2 separate regions of the Homo sapiens genome follow, and region 2 is linked to region 1. A link is an interaction called in ENCODE POLR2A ChIA-PET data of the cell type or tissue named here. Cell type or tissue: K562. All regions are shown on one strand. Each heading gives the region's core, and the rest is flanking DNA. Links, peaks and the distances in the headings are about the cores only. Region 1 has its middle 10 kb from the start of LINC02989. Region 2 overlaps BTBD10 (BTB domain containing 10).

Region 1 (2,804 bases), core at 123-2,622:
CTACCATCTCATTTCTTGCTACATAGCAAACAACGTTCTAAGAATTTTACATATATTGACTTATGGAAGCCTGACAACATCACTGTGATGTAAGTGCTATTGTTATTTACATTTTATGGATGAGGACAAGGAGGCACTGAACAGCAAAGTATTTGCCCTGGATCACCAGGATTTGGGCAAAGGTATGCTCTGAGACCTTTTTCCCCGCCTTATGCCCATTACAAGGTACCTTGAATGAAAAAATACACAAGAACATTGCATGGACCTGTCTCATTTATTGATTCATTCATTTCTTCATTATTTAACACTTACTGGAGGCCTACCATGTGCAAGACAAGAGAAAGACATGAGTCTGCTGTTGACATGGTCAGAGTCCAAAATGGGAGGCAGGCCTGCAATATAGCATAAGAAGAGCTCTGGTAAATAGGTGACAGGGGGCTAGGGAAGCCCAAAGGAAGCAGCTCACTTTGCTCATAGCGGTGGTTCCCGAATTTCACCATGCATTGGAATCACCTGAGATCTTTCAAAACTACCAATTCCTGCCTCCCACCCCAAGATATTATGACTTAATTGACATGGCGGTTGGATTTAAAAGCTCTCCAGGTGATTCTAATGTTCAGCAACATTTGGGAAACACTGGCTTCAAGGGTAATGAGTAGGGAGTTTGGTTTGTAACAACACAAAGCCTAGCTTAAACTATCTTAAGAATAGAAAATGAAGTGGGTAAGGTGTTGTGCCAAACCCCTATCAACTCCCAGAGAGATGGCACCAGCCTCAAGGGGCTGAAGAAGAGACCCAGAGCCAGCAAACGAGACATAGGGTTTTACTGGGGCTCACAAACAGGGGAGAGAGTCCAGTGGTGGCGGACTGGGCAGAAGAACCACACTGCTGCGAAACCATGCAGTTTACATAGCATTTTCACTTAACACCCTCCCCCTAACAACCTCCACTTGACAAACTGCATTTAACCCCTCAAAAGGGCCTGGATCCCATGTATGGAATTGTGGCTGGGCTGGGGGCACTCAGATGTTCCTCATAGATAAGGAATGAGTCTCCGGGTTGGCCACTCTGGGATTCCTTAGCTCAGAACTCTAAACACACATTCAGGTGCGTCTGTTACACAGGGTCATTCTCAGGGTATGCTTAAGTTATCACTGCCAGTTGCGTCTACCATGCACCGATGCATCTACCATAAAGGAGGGGAGTTGTGTATTGGCTTACATTAGATTTTTAAAAGATGGTCAAAGGCTATATGGTTCCTGAAAGGGTTTGATCCAGGTCTCAAAAGATGTCATCAGGATAGTGTTTTCCTTTTTTCCCAGTGATGGTTGCATTCTAAGTCTCCCATTGGTTGCAAGATGCAGCAGTTCCAATCTCTGTTCCTGCTTCCCTCACATCCAGTGCAAAGAAGAGGTCTGAGGTTCTTATATCTCAAAAACCTAGCATTGCATTTCATTGGCTCTGGTTTGGGCCTGAGCCAATGACTGGGGCCACAGAGGTGGAGACTGCTGATGGCTTAATCTAGTCATGTGTCCCACCTCTGGGGCCAGAAATTGGAGGCAGTCTCATCTAGAAGGCCGTGGTAGAGAATGGAGGATTTGTAACAGATCCTGCAGGGAGATGAGGGTGAGGAGGTAGTCAGGGCTAGACAGAGGAGAGTTGCTGTATTTTGTAGGAGGTAGAGGTATTTAAGTAGGAGAATGATAACATGACTTTTGTATTTTAAGATGCCACTCTGCCAGTTATGGAGAAAACATGTAACTTTTTTTTATTTCTTTTTTTTTTAAGACACAGTCTCGTTCTGTCACCCAGGCTGGAGTGCAGTGGCGAGATCTCAGCTCACTGTTACCTCTGCCTTGCAGGTTGAAGCGATTCTCATGCCTCAGCCTGCAGAGTAGCTGGGACTACAGGCGTGCACTACCACGCCCATCTAATTTTTTTGTATTTTTAATAGAGATGGCATTTTGCTATGTTGGCCAGGCTGATCTTGAACTCCTGGGCTGAAGCCATCCTCCTGCCTCGGCCCCAAAGTGCTGGGGTTACAGGCATGAGCCTGGTCATGAATTTTTAAAAAAGGTGTATAGGCTGCGTACAGTGGCTCACACCTGTAATCCCAGTGCTTTGCATGCCAAGGCAAGAGGATAGGAGACAGGTAAATGACCATACTGTGACAAATGCTAAAATGGAGGTTTGCTTGAAAAGGCTAGGGAGAGCAAAGTAGGAAGGAGCAATCTGAGTGTGACTTGAGCCCAGGAGTTCGAGACCCTATGTATTAAAAAAAAAAAAAAAGAGAGAGAGAGAGAAATTAGCTGGATGTGGTGGTTCATGCCTGTAGTCCTAGCTACTCAGGAGGCTAAGGTGGGACGATCACTTGAGCCCCAGGAGTTTGAAGCTGCATTGAGCTATGATTGCACCACGCACTCCAGCCTGGGTGACAGAATGCGACTCAGTCTCTTTTAAAAAGGTAATTGTAGTTGTTCAGAGGAGAGATATTGGGAACCTAAACTAAGACAGCAACAATAGGGATGAATAGTGGGGAGGGGATTCAAGAGATGTGTCTGAACTATAATTTAAAGGATTTGTTAACCAACTGGAAAAGAAGATTTAGACAAAGAGAGAAACCACAGAACCACAGAAGAACCACTAAGAATTCCAGTTCGGGAAATGGGGTGGATGGTGATACCATCAGTGAGATTTGGAATATAGATCATTAAGAGGGTTTTGGACAATGCACTTTGGACATGCTGACTTTGAGATGTGTTGAAGGCATCCAGGGAGCAACATCCAAGGGCAGATGAACATGA
Region 2 (2,804 bases), core at 146-2,645, 1.3 Mb after region 1:
AGCAGAACATAAGATTGGAAACATTTTAAAAGAAACACCCAAGTAACAAAAAACTAGTATCTTGAAGTGCAAAAATCAAATGCTACTTTCTAATTCTGAAACCTAATTTACCTCAAACTTGTAGGCTTTAAAAATTCTGGAATAACGTGTCTTTGAAGATCACATACTTGAACTCAGTTTTTTATGAACGAGAAAACTAAAGCTTAGAAAGGTTAACTAACATATGAGTTAGTAGAAGTTGTAGTAATAATAGTAGTAGATCACTCAGATATCTTAAATGTTATTCAGATGTTCTTTTGATTTCCTTCATTGTAGGGGAAGAAGAGAAGGCAAGAGCTTTTGGAACTCTTAAAAAACTGAGGAATGGGGCAGAGAAATTGGTCTCCCTGCCAAACAAAATAAGTCTACATGCTAACTTCAATCAACCAACTTTCAGTTGAGCCTTTTCAAAACACTATGATTTTTTTTTTAAAGTTTTTCTGAAAAGCATTTCTTAGCCAGGCACAGTGAATCACACCTGTAATCCCAACGCTTTGGGAGGCCAATGCGGGTGAATCGCTTGAGGTCAGGAGTTCGAGACCAGCCTGGCCAACATGGCAAAACCCTGTCTCTACTAAAAACACAAAAATCAGCTGGGTGTGGTGGCACACACCTATAATCCCAGCTACTCAGGAGGCTGGGGCACAAGAATCGTCTGGGAGGCGAAGGTTGCGGTGAGCCGAGATCACGCCACTGCACTCCAGCATGGGCAACAGAGCAAGACTCTGTCTCAGGAAAAAAAAAGAAAAAGAAAAGCATTTCTCTGAAAAACCTAACAAACCTACCTACTCTGACTACATAAAGTCACAGAATTTTTAAAACTTTAAAATATCTTATATATAATAAACTTCTCCACCAGAAGTGAATAACTCAGAATGCTGATTAAAACAGTCCAGCTTACAGAATATTTTAACACAATTATGTATTAAGTTACACATACTACATGCACAATGCTATGCTAAATGCCAACAGAAAGAAGCTTCCTCAGGAGCTTGTTTTCTAAGTGTAGCAATAATAGATAAACATGCAGAACTTTAAACAATTCAAGAGTTATCCCAACTTCCAAATATAAAACTACTAAAGAGTTCCCAAATATGTAACTACTAAATGGGTATCAGATAATAAATGCTTTAGGATTTCAAAGAAAAAAGACATTGCTATAGAGTAGCCACTAGTGTATCACTAGTGTCCAGGCCCTGACAAATAGATAAAATTTCAATAATTAGAGTACACTGCAAATAAGAAAACTGATGATAATAAAAATAATAAAGCCAGACCTAAGGCAATTTGGAAATTTACTGTTAGCATATAATATGGTTCAAAAATATTAAAGTTCTTTTTAGAAACAGAAGGAAGTTCATGGCTTTAGAGTAAAATTGTCCTCTAATGCTTATTGCTTGGCATTTTGAATGATCCTTAATATTCTGGAAACTTAGGTTTCTCATTTGTAAAATGTAGATTCTATTTATTTTCTAAGGTGAATAGGTGAATTAAATGAACTATAATAAGTAAGCTGACCAGCAACGTACCTGGCACGACATAATTACTCATGAAATGTTAGTTTATTTAGTTTATGACAGATGAGGATGTTAAAGTTCAAAACTGCAAGACTTGCTCAGGGTCACACAGCATTTAGTAGAAACGCTAATAACACTATAACCTAAGCCTTTTGAGTCATTCCAGTGCCCCTTTCATAATATTATACTGCTCTCCTTTAGCAAAACCACACGAGTTAAAATCTAATCTTCGTGATTCAGAAAACAAAATCTTTCAGTGTCTCCGGGTCATCTCTTTGGTTGATTTTATTAGCTTTAATATTTTTTGTTATTTTGGTGGTTTCTTTCATTATAAAAATCAGTCATCACCTTGCTATAACAGAATACCAGGACAGAAGATAAAGTTGACTTTGTATTTATCCTGAAAGTTACTTCTAAGGAAATAAAGGCAACCTAACAGCCTTTATCAGTTATTTGTTTCTCATCAACCTACAGAGAAAAATTCTACTCCCACCTTCATTCTAGTGAAAAAAAATTAGAGGACAGCTGCATCAATAGAACATAATCTTTTCTTTCAAACAGATCAAAAGATCCTACTGCATTTATGTTTTTAAAAAATCATTAGAGTAGGAATACTGGAATTTCTGGCTTGTTTTCTAAAGTAGGAAAAAAAGGAATCCACATTAAATAGAACAAAGATCATATATAGAAAAAATAACTCTTCAAATTATTCTGGCAGCTAAGTTTTCATCATTTTCAACTATAAGAAAGCACATTATCTAAATGTGAGTCTGGTAATTTAATGGACAAGGTACAAGCACAACAACGAGTAAGACAAATACAAGCTAAATGTTCAGTTTGAGTAAGGGCCAAGCAGACTGAGTAATTAAAAAAGCGTTTTCACCAGACATCCCTGTAGCTGAAAGACTAGACACTGCTAAAACATTGGCTTCATCTCTAAACCACTTAGATTTTAAACGAATTCAAAAGGTGTCATAATACACTTTCATATTTTCTTTTAATTCCCATATAGACTGAACCCTGAATCAGACCTTCAAAATCAGATGTCATGGAAGACAAATTATGTCCTACTATATTTAATTCAATACTTTCAGATTAAGAAATCACTTTAAAGGCAAAAATAGTTAATATGTACAAAAGAAAATGAGGATGAGCAAGTTCAGAGGGGAAAGCTCTGTTTCAGGCTGCATTGAAGAGTTTGAAATTCATGAACTAAGGATAGGTAAGGACATGAAGACTGGATTAGCC

Evidence for each region. Peaks named below come from ENCODE experiments on the same cell type or tissue, not always from the same donor. Only the 100,000 strongest peaks of a DNase experiment are listed, where the experiment ranks them.
Region 2: POLR2A ChIA-PET joins it to region 1 with 8 read pairs; 2 of 35 experiments call an interaction of 5 or more read pairs at or near these places.

The regions. Positions count from the first base shown.
Region 1 is chr11:12,095,958-12,098,761 of GRCh38, forward strand. No RefSeq gene overlaps it. Among named protein-coding and RNA genes, the nearest start is that of LINC02989, 10 kb to the left of the region's middle. In K562, for the core only: no CTCF peak of the experiment used is centred there; a DNase peak (open chromatin) is centred at 1,499.
Region 2 is chr11:13,421,871-13,424,674 of GRCh38, forward strand. All of the region lies in intron 2 of BTBD10 (BTB domain containing 10), which reads right to left. Among named protein-coding and RNA genes, the nearest start is that of BTBD10, 40 kb to the right of the region's middle. In K562, for the core only: no CTCF peak of the experiment used is centred there; no DNase peak of the experiment used is centred there.